Regions from separate parts of the Homo sapiens genome. Here all the other regions are linked to region 1. Evidence: chromatin loops called from intact Hi-C (ENCODE). Cell type or tissue: HCT116. All regions are shown on one strand. Region 1 overlaps SLC8A2 (solute carrier family 8 member A2). Region 2 has its middle 13 kb from the start of C5AR1. Region 3 has its middle 9.4 kb from the start of INAFM1.

Region 1 (4,000 bases):
CCCTGCGGTGACCCCAACTCCAGCCCATCCTGTTGGTGACCGTCTATATCCCTGGGGAAATTTCCACCCCAGTCCCCTCCCCAGGGAACCACCCCCAGTAACCATCCTGGGGAGTTTAAGGTCTCTCTCCTTGGTCACCCAGCCTGGCTTTGCCCCCAAAGTCTCCCTTCCCCTAGTGACCCCCCCCCCACTTCACCCCATGTCCCAGAGCCTCAGAACCCACCCTCCCTGGGGGACCCTCGAAGGAGGCTGTCAGAGGCCGTCTCAGCTCCCAGCCCTTCCCCCCAGCCCTCAGGGAGCTCCGCTCAGCCCCGGCGGGGAGGAGCGGGTGGGTGTGCGCGCAAGGAGGCCGCACACCGTTCCTTCCAATCCCTCCACTCGGGTTCTTGGGAGGACACTCATTCTCCAGGCTCGGAGACGAGGGGAGAAGTTTGGGGTTTCAGTCCCAGGGCTTAGCCGGAGGAAGCACATTTTGAACCTGCAACTTCAGACATTCCAGCTCCCCCACTCGCCCTCCACTACCTCTGAGAGCCCAGCCACGCCTTGGAGGGAGGGGCTTGTGTGTGTATATAGTGTGTTTGGGGGAGGGGGGACGCGGGAGGGTGCATGTCTTGGGAAAAGGGGGTGACAGACAACTTTTGAGAGGGCAGCAGACTCCCTCAGCCATGAGAACCAGCTTTGGGGAGGAGGCCGGGAATCAAAGCGAGTCCAGTTGATCTCCCCTGACAATCTGGAAGGTTCCTTTTGCCCTCAGTGCCAGCCAATCCGGGCAGGACCCTCGAAGAGGAGACCGAGGGTCCCAGAGGACCAATGCTACAAGCCAGCAAATGCTGCCACATCTCTGCCTGATGGGGGGTGGGGATGGGTGGGGGGATGGGACTGGGCCAAGGGATCTGGGTGGGCATTTTTAACTTTGGAGGCCTTCCATCTGTCGGTAGGCCATCTGCATTTTCTTACTGTTGATGTTTCCTGCCCAAAGGACACATTTGGGCAGTGCCACCCACTCCTTGGGCCCCTAGGATGACCCAACTACCCCCATAACTTTCTGCTTCCCACAGGTTTTCAGCATTCTATCGTCCTGTTGTGCTCAGCCCCAACATCCCAGACCCGTTACCCACTACCCTTCTCTCCCCCAGCTCATCATCAGTCGCTGTCTCTTTTCTGTGATTTCTGTAAAAGTTGCCATAAAACTTTGAAATTCTGCCTGAAAAACAGTCCCGTGGGAAGCTGGGATTCAGGAGGAGGGGGCTAATAAGGTCTCTGACTGAGATTTGGGCAACTGTTAAACCAAGTAATCTGGGTTTTTGCGGCCCGCGGTCGTCTGCGGGACACACCCACATATAGCAGCAGCGCCGGGGTCCAGCCGCCAAGCTCTTCCACTCGCCACGCCCCCATCAGTAATGAGCTTCCACTAGCCACGCCCCCATCCGTCAGCCTAGCTCTTCCACTAGCCACACCCCCATCCATCAGTCATGGGCTTCCACAAGCCACGCACCTCCACTCTCCATGCCCCCATTCGTCAGTCGTGGGTTTCCACTAACCACGCCCCCATTCATCAGCCAAGCTCCTCCACTTGCTACGCCCGCATCCGTCAATTACGGGTTTCCACTAACCACGCCCCCATTCATCAGCCTAGCTCTTCCACTAATCACACCCCCACTTATCAGTCGTGCTTCAGCCACGCCTTCCTGCTTCAGTCAGGGGCTTCCACTAGCCACGCCCCCATGCATGAGCCACAAACTGTTTCTCTTTATGGGCATCCTGGGAACACAAAAGAGAGACGTTCATTTGCCTGAGCCAAAGAGCTGGGGTTGATGGGGTTTCCTAAATAAAGCAAGTAATTTTCTCAGATCCTACAGGAGGAGGGGTGTGTGTGTGTGTGTTGTGCCAAAGGACACAGCCTGTGTAAAGGTGTGCAGAGTTGGGAGATAATGGCTTTTTCAGAGCCCTGGAAATGGTTATCATGAACGAGGTATGGGGTGCGTGGGGAGTGAACTTGAGGACAAATCATAAGAGACTTTATCAGCCACTCTAGGGAGCTTGGAATATATCCTAAGAGTAAAGGGGAGCTTTGCAAGGGATTTAAGTGGGGGAAGGAGGCAGGCGGTTGATATCACCTGATTTATTTTATGAGACGTTCCTCCTGGCTACTGGGGGCTGGGAGACCAGGGACAAGGCTGGAGCAGGGACAGAGGCAGCAGACGAGGGGAGAGGGGAGTAGGAGGGTGGGAGGGCGATGGTGAGAAGGGAGTGGTTGAGAGAGAGAATGGATGGGGCTGCGTGAGGGAGTTCAGGGAGTGCATCTTGGCAGGAGAGAGGTGGTGTGTTCATTCAAACGGAGTAGCCAGGGAGAGTTGGGTGAAAGGGCTACTGAGGAGTGGGCAGGGTTGGGGAAAACGAGGGAAGGTGTAGTACCCCAGGGCTAGCAGCAGAGGGAGCAGTTGCCATACCTGGGCTAGAAGGGGTGAGCAGAGGCACCCGAGGCTGCAGAGACCTGGGGACCTGAGTCTGTAGAGTAGAAGAGTACAGGCATCACCAACCTGCACTGGGGATAGCGGGGCGCCGGGAGAGTAAGCACCTCGACCTCATTCTGCTCCCACCTGCTAGTCTCCTGCCACTTCCTCCCACCGGCCGCACCCAACCTGAAGTCCAAGGTAAGACAATAGGCCCACGGCATGGTGGCTCACGCCTGTAATCCCAGCACTTTGGGAAGCCAAAGCAGAAGGGTCGCTTGAGCCTAGGAATTCAAGACCAGCCTGGACAACATAGCGAGTCCTCGTGTCTCCACAAACTTTAAAAGTTAGCCAAGCGTGGTGGCATGTGCCTGTAGTCCCAGATACTCAGGAGGCTGAAGCAGGAGGATTGCTTGAGCCCAGGAGGTCGAGGCTGCCGTGAGCTAGGACTGCACCACTGCACTCCAGCCTGAGTGACAGAGAAAAACCCTGTCTCCCCACTACCAAAAAAAAAAAAAAATCGACCTTTGGCTTTAGGCCTTGATGAGAACAGGTTTGTGGAAGGTGTAGGGGCAGACGGTGCACTGATCTGCAGTGGGAGGTGGGGAAATTGAGTCAGGGCATGTAGATCACTCTCTGGAGAGTCCTGATGTGAGGAGGGGAGGTTGCTGGAGGAGCAGTAGAGGGCATTGACTACAGGGGCACAGGAAAGCAAGGGAGGCCTGTGCTAACAGCAGCTGGCAGTGATGGGGACCCCCCCAAGCATGATCTGCTTAAACCTATTGCCAGTTCTATACATCACCCCATTCCACGGAAGAGGAAACTAAGGCTCAGAGAGGTGAAGCAATGTGCCCAAAGTTTCACAGGTAGAAGGGCAAAGATGGGACAGGATGAGTTCCACGATGTAGAATGGGACAAGGGACACCTTCAAATTTTTTTTTTTTTAGATGGAGTTTCACTCCTTTTGCCTAGGCTGGAGTGCAATGGCGCGATCTCGGCTCACTGCAACCTCCACCTCCCGGGTTCAAACGATTTTCCTGCCTCAGCCTCCCAAGTAGCTGGGATTACAGGCGCCCGCCACCACACCTGGCCAATTGTTGTATTTTTAGTAGAGACAGGTTTTACCATGTTGCCCAGGCTGTTCTCAAACTCCTTTGAACTCCTTACCTCAGGTCATCCACCCACCTCAGCCTCCCAAAGTGAACTACTGTAATCCCAAAGGATTACAGGCGTGAACCATCGTGCCAGGTCTGGGACACCTTCATCTTAACAAATGCAAACAAAGGGGGTGTAGAGTCTTGGTGCAGGAAGATGAGTAAGGTCTCAGCTGCAAAGAGAGACACATTGAGAGCTTGAGGCTTGGAAAACATGAGGACTTTCACACCTGTCCCGTCACCTCACCCCGAAGGTCATGATTCTCACCTGGATGCAAAGAGCTCTATGGGGTCAGCTTGGGAGTGATTAACATTGTCCTGGGAGGCAGCATAGTGTAGCGGCTGACTTTCTCTGTGCCTCAGTTCCCTCATCTGGAAAATGCGTGATGATGA
Region 2 (4,000 bases), 130 kb after region 1:
GCTGTGATTGTGCCACTGCACTCCAGCCTGGGCAACAGAGTAAGACTGTGTCTCTAAAACAACTAAAAAAAAAAAAAAATACAGAATGGAAGCTGATATTATTACACTGAAAATTCTAGAATTCTCTAATTCTAAAGTTGTAAGTGTTTAAGAGTGTGATTCGAGTCGAATGTTGCTTACCTGAGGCTGAGAAGGGAAGGTGGGAGGGAGACATAAAGAAAAATGGGTTAATGGGTACAAAAATACAGTTAGAACCAGATGCAGGGACTCACACCTATAATCTCAGCACTTTGAAGGCCGAGGTAGGAGGATTGCTCGAGGCCTTGAGTTTGAGACCAGCCTGGCCAACATGGCGAAACCCTGTCTTGATTAAAAATACAAAAATTGGCCGGGCACAGTGGCTCACACCTTAATCCCAGCACTTTGGGAGGCTGAGGCGGGCAGATCACGAGGTCAGGAGATCGAGACCATCCCGGCTCATATGGTGAAACCCCATCTCTACTAAAAATACAAAAAAATTAGCCGGGCATGGTGGCGGGTGCCTGTAGTCCCAGCTACTCGGGAGGCTGAGGCAGGAGAATGGCATGAACCTGGGAGGCAGAACTTGCAGTGAGCTAAGATCGCACCTCTGCACTCTAGCCTGGGCAACAGAGCAAGACTCCGTCTCAAAAAAAAAAAAAAAAAAAAAAAAAAAAAAAAAATTAGATGGGCATGGTGGCACATGCTTGTAATCTCAACACTTTGGGAGGCTGAGGTGGGGAGATCACTTGAGGTCAGGAGTTCAAGACCAGCCTGGCCAACATGGCTAAACTCCATCTTTACTAAAAATACAAAAATTAGCTGGGAGTGGTGGCGGGTGCCTGTAATCCCAGCTATTTAGGAAGCTGAGGCAGGAGAATCACTTCAACCCGGGAGGTGGAGGCTGCAGTGAGCAGAGATTGCACCACTGTACTGCAGCCTGAGTGACAAAACAAGACTCTGTCTCAAAAAAAATACAAATAATAAAATAATGAAGATGCTAACCTGAGCTGGCTTGAGGAACAGGGCAAACGGGTCCAGGTGGGGAGTCCCCTTCAGTTACCCAACTTTAAGGCCATAGCCCCCTCGCTACCAAAGTGTGTTTTCTCGATCCGCATCATCAAGCTTCCTGGACATGTTAGAAATGCAAGATCTTGGCGGGGCGCAGTGGCTCACGCCTGTAATCCAGCACTTTGGGAGGCCAAGGCAGGTAGACTGCCTGAGGCCAGGAGTTCGAGACCAGCCTGACCAACATAGTGAAACCCTGTCTCTACTAAAAATACAAAAAATTACCTGGGCGTGGTGGTGGGGGCCTGTGATCCCATCTTTCACTCGCGTCCGTGTGAAGACACCACCAAACAGGCTTTGTGTGAGCAATAAAGCTTTTAATCACCTGGGTGCAGGAGGGCTGAGTCCAAAAAGGGAGTCAGCGAAGGGAGATGGGGTGGAGCTGTTTTATAGGATTTGGGTAGGTAAAGGAAAATTACAGTCAGAGGGGGTTGTTCTCTGGCTGGCAGGGGTGGGGGGTCACAAGGTGCTCAGTGGTGGAGCTTTTGAGCCAGGATGAGCCAGGAGAAGGAATTTCACGAGGTAATGTCATCAGTTAAGGCAGGGACTGGCCATTTTCACTTCTTTTGTGGTGGAATGTCATCAGTTAAGGCAGGAACAGGCCATTTTCACTCCTTTTGTGATTATTCAGTTACTTCAGGCCATCTGGATGTATACGTGCAGATCACAGGGGATATGATGGCTTAGCTTGGGCTCAGAGGCCTGACACCATCTACTCGGAAGGCTGAGGCAGGAGAACTGCTTGAACCCAGGAGGTGAAGGCTGCAGTGAGCCGAGATCACACCACTGCACTCCAGCTTGGGTGACAGAGCGAGACTCTGTCAAAAAAAAAAAAAGAGAGAGAGAGAGAGAAGGAAAGAAAGAAGAAAGAGAAGGAAGGGAGGGAGGGAGGGAGGAAGGGAGGGAGGGAGGGAGGAAGGAAGGAAGGAGGGAGGGAAATGCAAGAGCTGTGGTCCTGCTCCAGCCCTGCTGAATTAGAACCTGCATTTTAACAAGACCCCCAGGTGATTCCTGGTCACCTTTAAGGTATAAGAAGCGCTGAATGAGTACGTCACCAGGAGACACTGGCCGGTTCCCTTCCTGCTATCATCATGTAGATGGCGCCCCCTTGTGGAGATTTTATTGAGACAAGGTTTGGCTCTACCGCCCTGGCTGGAGTGCAGTGGCGAGATCTCAGCCAACTGCAGACTCGAACTCCTGGAGCAATCTTCCCACTTCAGCCTCCCGAGTAGATTGGACTACAGGCACGCGCCACCATGCCTGGCTGATTTTTTTTATTATTATTGGAGAGATGAGGGGGTGTCTCGCTATATTGCTCAAGCTGGTCTTGAACTGCTGGCCTCGGAGATCCTCCTGCCTCAGCCTCCCAAAGCACTGGGATTGCAGTCATAAGCCACTACACCCAGCCAGCCTTCTTCCTTTATGGCAGGGGGTCTATCTCTTGTTGGATTTGATCATGGGTGCGTGATTTGTAATCAGCTGAAAATCTGAAAGCACGGCAGAGATGTTTTCTTGGAAATAAGCAATTTGTATTCTTTTTTTTTTTTTCTAGACAGAGTCTTGCTCTGTCACCCAGGCTGGAGTGCAGTGGTGCAATCTCGGCTCACTGCAGCCTCCACCTCCCGGATTCAAACGACTCTCCTGCCTCAGCCTCCCGAGTAGCTGGGTTTACAGGCGTGTGCCACCATGCCTGGCTAATTTTTGTATTTTTAGTAGAGACAGGGTTTTGCCATGTTGCCCAGGGTGGTCTAGAATTCCTGACCGCAAGTGATCCGCCTGTCTGAGCCTCCCAAAGTGCTAGGATTACAGTCATGAGCCATTGCACCTGGCAATTTTCTCCATTTTAATAAGCCCTCCAAGAAGGTAACAAGGTCTTGTGGGCAAAGAAATACATATGAAACTACATCAACATCTACAGAAGAGTGGCAGATTTGCTTGGGTTCCCCAAACGCAGATTCTGAGACAATGACTTGGGTGATGGCAGTTTATTTGGGAGGTGATCCCAGGAAGCAGGAGTGAGTTAGAGAACCAAGTCAGAAACAAGGCCAGGCGCAGTGGCTCACACCTGTAATCCCAGCACTTTGGGAGGCCAAGGCAGGCAGATCACCTGAGGCCAGGAGCTCGAGACCAGCCTGACCAACATGGTGAAACCCTGTCTCTACTAAAAATACAACAATTAGCCAAGTATGCTGGCGGGCGCCTGTAATCCCAGCTACTTGGGAGGCTGAGGCAGGAGAATCTCTTAAACCCGGGAGGCGGAAGTTGCACTGACCCAAGAACACACCACTGCACTCCAGCCTGGGCGACAGAGTAAGACTCCATCTCAAAAAAAAAAAAATAAGAAAGAAATGAGAGAAAAGCCAATAAGCGCGTGCTGATCAGTGCGTCACAGCTGGGGGAAACCGGGGCTCAATACGGCTGGGGATGCTCTGAGAAACCAAGCAGAAAATACCTCCGAATCTTCCCACTGAAGGATGAGGAGTGGGCCGGCGTGGTGGCTCAAGCCTGTGATCCCAGCACTTTGGGAGGCCAAGATAGGAGGAATGCCTGAGGCCAGGAGTTCATGATCAGTCTGGGCAACATAGTGAGATCCCATCTCTCAAAAAAAATTTGTTTTTCATTAGCCAGACATGGGGCTTGTGCCTGTAGTTCCAGCTATTCGGGAGGCTGAGGAAGGAGGATCATGAGCCGGGCACGGTGGCTCACACCTGTAATCCCAGCACTTTGGGAGGCCGAGGCAGGTAGATCCCTTGAGGTCAGGAGTTCAAGACCAGCCTGGCCAACACCGTGAAACCCTGTCTCTACTACTAATACAAAGAAATCAGCCGAGCCTGGTGGCACACACCTGTAATCCCAGCTACTCACAAGGCTGAGGCAGGAGGATTGCTTGAACCTGGGAGACAGAGGCTGCAGA
Region 3 (4,000 bases), 140 kb after region 1:
AGGTGCCCACCACCAAGCCTGGCTAATTTTTTTTTTTTTTGTATTTTTAGTAGAGACGGGGTTTCATGAGAATTGCTTGAACCCGGGAGGTGGAGGCTGCAGTTAGCGGAGATCGTGCCACTGCACTCCAGCCTCGGCGATAGACTCAAAAAACAAAAAACAACAAAAAAAGGCACTAATTCCAAAAGGCCACACCTCCCAATATCATCACATTGAGGATTAGGACCAACCACTGTCTCCATCCATTCAGCGCTGCTATAAAATAATACCACAGGCCGGGCGCAGTGGCTCACAACTGTAATCCAAGCACTGTGGGAGGCTGAGGCGGGTGGATCACGTAAAGTCAGGAGTTCGAGACCAGCCTGGCCAACATGATGAAACCCTGTCTCTACTAAAAATATAAAAATTAGCCGGACGTGGTGGCGGGCACCTCTAATCTCAACTACTAGGGAGGCTGAGGCAGGAGAATCATTTGAACCCAGGAGACGGAGGTTGCAGTGAGCCGAAATCATGCCATTGCATTCCAGCCTGGGTGACAAGAGCAAAACTTCATCCCCCCAAAAAAATACTACAGGCTGGGTGCAGTGGCTCACACCTGTAATCCCAACACTTTGGGAAACTGGGAAGCCAAGGCAGGTGGATCACCTAAGGTCAGGAGTTTGAGACCAGCCTGGCCAACATGGTGAAACCCCGTACCTACTAAAAATACAAACAAAAATTAGCCAGGCATGGTGGCGGGTGCCTACAATCCCAGCTTCTCGGGAGGCTGAGGCAGGAGAATCGCTTGAACCCGGGAGGCTCAGGCTGCAATGAGCTGAGATTGCGCCACTGCACTCCAGCCTGGGCAACAAGAGTGAGACTCTGTCTCAAAAATAAATAAATAAATAAATAAAAATAAAAAATAAAATAACACCACAGCCTGGGTAATTTATAAAGAGAAATTTATTAGCTCATGGTTCTAGAGGCTGGGAAGTCCAATGTCAAGGTACTGGCAGGTTGGGTGATTCTGAAGCCAAGATACCTCCTTGAATTTATAAAGAGAAATTTATTAGCTCATGGTTCTAGAGGCTGGGAAGTCCAATGTCAAGGTACTGGCAGGTTGGGTGATTCTGAAGCCAAGATACCTCCTTGAATTCCTGCTCCACAGAGCAGGAATGCTTTATCTTTACATAGCAGAGAGCAGAAAGGCAAAGAGGCAAAAGGGGGCTGAACTTGCTCTTTTATAATAGTATTCATCTCACCCAGGTGTGGTGGCTCACACCTGCAATCCCAGCACTTTGGGAGGCCGATACAGGTGGATGGCTTCAGTCTAGGAGTTCAAGACCAGCCTGGCAACATAGCAAGACCCCCCATCTCTTCTAAATATTTTAAAAATTAGCTAGACATAGTGGTGCATGCCTGTGGTCCCAGCTACTTGGGAGGCTGAAATGGGAGGATCGCTTGAGCCCAGGAGTTCAAGGCTGCAGTGAGCCATGAGCAGGCCACTGCACTCCAGCCTGGGCAACAGGGCAAGACCCTGTCTAAAAAAGAAAGAATGAAAGAGTCTTGAGACTAGTAAGTTTGAGGATCGCTGCTCTATGTACAGCTGAGGTGAGTAAAGGCAATAGCTAAACTACACACACGCGCACACACACACACACACACACACACACACGTCTCCACCTCTCATCCCCACACTCCTACCTCCCACATCTCTGGAAGTGTCTGCAAACTCCCAGCAACTAAATGTAAAAATATAGATTAGTTTCCTCTGCTCAAAGTAGACAGGCGACCTCTAGTGGACAAAAAGGGTATTGATTGACAGCACACTATTTCTTTGCTGATTTTGTGGAGTCCGCTGAAATTCTAATAGCAGAGGGCACAGATGTCGCCTGAAATGAGAACTTTCTTTCAGTATATAAACCTTAAACCCTGCACCATGCCTCTTCTCATACACGTTCTCACACATGCACACACACACACACAGACCCACAGTCACACTCAATGTACAATCACACACAGACTCAACTAGACATGCACGCATACTTTTTTGACACAGGTCCTCGCTGTCACCACCCAGGCTGGATTGCAGCGGTGCAATTACAGTTCACTGCAGCCTTGACCTCCTAGGCTCAAGAGAGCCTCCTGCCTCAGCCTCCCAAGTAGCTGGGACCACAGGTGCACGCCACCGCACCCCGCTAATCTGCTAATCTTTTAATGTTTTGTAGAAACTTGGTCTTGCTATATTGCCCAGACTGGTCTTGAACTTGAGCTGAAGCAATCCTCTCACCTCGGCTTCCCAAAGTGCTGCGATTAGAGGAGCAAACACACTTTTATACACCCAATCACACAGATGCACACTGAAACAGTCAAATACACACATTCACACTTACATACTCACACTCACATATACACACTCAGTCACACAAAAACCACACCCTCATGCACAGACACACTCATCCAGGCCGTCACAAACACAAACACGCATTCGCCTAACCACACAACACTAAAAATAGCATGTCATTGACAATGGGAACTTACTAAATGAACGTCATTCTCTACTTTTAAAAAATTACCAGAAAGTTAGTTTTTTCCCTGAGCCATTAAATAAATGTTGAGCAAATAATTAAGATGAATCTAGGTTTGGCAGTGGGCCAAATTACAGGTCCGCAAGCCCTTAGCAGGAGTCCTTGGGGACAGATGAGTTGCAGAACTCAGAATTGTTCCAATTTTAGAAAGGCAATTTTGAGTGAATACCATGCATTATGTAACACTCTCAGAGGCCTGATGCAGGCGCCCCCTTCTCTCCCATCAGACGTGGTAATATTTTTGCAGCAAAAAATGTGAATATTCAGGGCTGGGCATAGTGGACGTGGTGGCTCACGCCTGTAATCCCAGCACTTTGGGAGGCCGAGGCGGGTGGATCACCTGAGGTCAGGAGTTCGAGACCAGCCTGGCCAACATGGTGAAACCCTGTCTCTACTAAAAATAAAAATTAGCCAGGCGTGGTGGTGCGTGCCTGTAATCCCGGCTACTCGGGAGGCTGAGGCAGGAGAATCGCTTGAACCTGGGAGGCGGAGGTTGCAGTGAGCCCAGATCGCACCATTGCACTCCAGCCTGGGCAACAAGAGCCAAACTCCGTCCCAAAAAATATATATATATATACAGATTTTGTTTGGTAGTTCCTCCATAAATGAAACACAGATTATCAGGCGGGGCATGGTAGCTCATGCCTGTAATCTCTTACACTTTGGGAGGCCAAGACAGGAGGATCACTTGAGCCCTGGAATTCAAAACCAGCCTGGACAACATAGGGAGATCCTGTCTCTACAAAAAAATAAAAATTTAGCCAGGCATGGTGGCGCACACCTGTAGTCCCAGCTCCTCAGGAGGCTGAGGCAGGAGGACTGTTTGAGCCCAGGAGTTGGAGGCTGCAGTGAGCTATGACTGCATCACTGAACTCCAGCCTGGGCAACAGAGCGAGACTCTGCCCAAAAAAAAGTTCAAACAAAATATTGTACATGCATGCTCACAGCAGCACTATTCACAATAGCCAGAAGGTGGAAGCAACCCAACTGTCTATCAACAAATGAACGGATAAACAAAATGTGCAAAATGTGGCCTATCCATACAATGGAAATTTTTTTTGGAGACAGAGTCTCACTCTGTCGCCCAGGCTGGAGTGCAGTGGTGCGATCTCAGCTCACTGCAACCTACACCTCCTGGTTCAAGCAATTCTCCTGTCTCAGCTTCCTGAATAGCTGGGATTACAGGTGTGCACCATTACACCTGGCTAATTTTTGTGTTTTTAGTAGATACTGGGTTTCACCATGTTGGCCAGGCTGGTCTTGAACTTCTGACCTCAGGTGATCCACGCACCTCGGCCTCCCAAAGTGCTGGAATTACAGGCATGAGCCACTGCGCCCGGCCAATGGAATGTTATTTAGCCATAAAAAGGAATGAAGCAGGCGGGCACGGTGGCTCACCCCTGTAATCCCAGCACTTTGGGAGGCCGAGGCAG

Evidence for each region. A loop is a pair of places that touch in the nucleus more often than their neighbours do. Peaks named below come from ENCODE experiments on the same cell type or tissue, not always from the same donor. Only the 100,000 strongest peaks of a DNase experiment are listed, where the experiment ranks them.
Region 2: a loop joins it to region 1, with 15 times the contacts of the local background. A loop is called at or near these places in 58 of 110 quality-filtered maps.
Region 3: a loop joins it to region 1, with 6 times the contacts of the local background. A loop is called at or near these places in 56 of 110 quality-filtered maps.

Annotation. Positions count from the first base shown.
Region 1 is chr19:47,425,873-47,429,872 of GRCh38, reverse strand. SLC8A2 (solute carrier family 8 member A2) reads left to right here. Exons shown (of 10, transcript NM_015063.3): 10 at 1-1,856. Among named protein-coding and RNA genes, the nearest start is that of MEIS3, 8.3 kb to the right of the region's middle. RefSeq lists enhancers at 407-701, 903-1,470, 1,387-1,681, 1,471-2,039. In HCT116, a CTCF peak has its summit at 2,407 (motif pointing right); DNase peaks (open chromatin) are centred at 1,582 and 2,402; H3K4me3 peaks cover 1,552 bases; H3K27ac peaks cover 850 bases.
Region 2 is chr19:47,294,504-47,298,503 of GRCh38, reverse strand. No RefSeq gene overlaps it. Among named protein-coding and RNA genes, the nearest start is that of C5AR1, 13 kb to the left of the region's middle. In HCT116, a CTCF peak has its summit at 2,215 (motif pointing left); a DNase peak (open chromatin) is centred at 2,193.
Region 3 is chr19:47,282,266-47,286,265 of GRCh38, reverse strand. No RefSeq gene overlaps it. Among named protein-coding and RNA genes, the nearest start is that of INAFM1, 9.4 kb to the right of the region's middle. In HCT116, a CTCF peak has its summit at 1,778 (motif pointing left); a DNase peak (open chromatin) is centred at 1,755.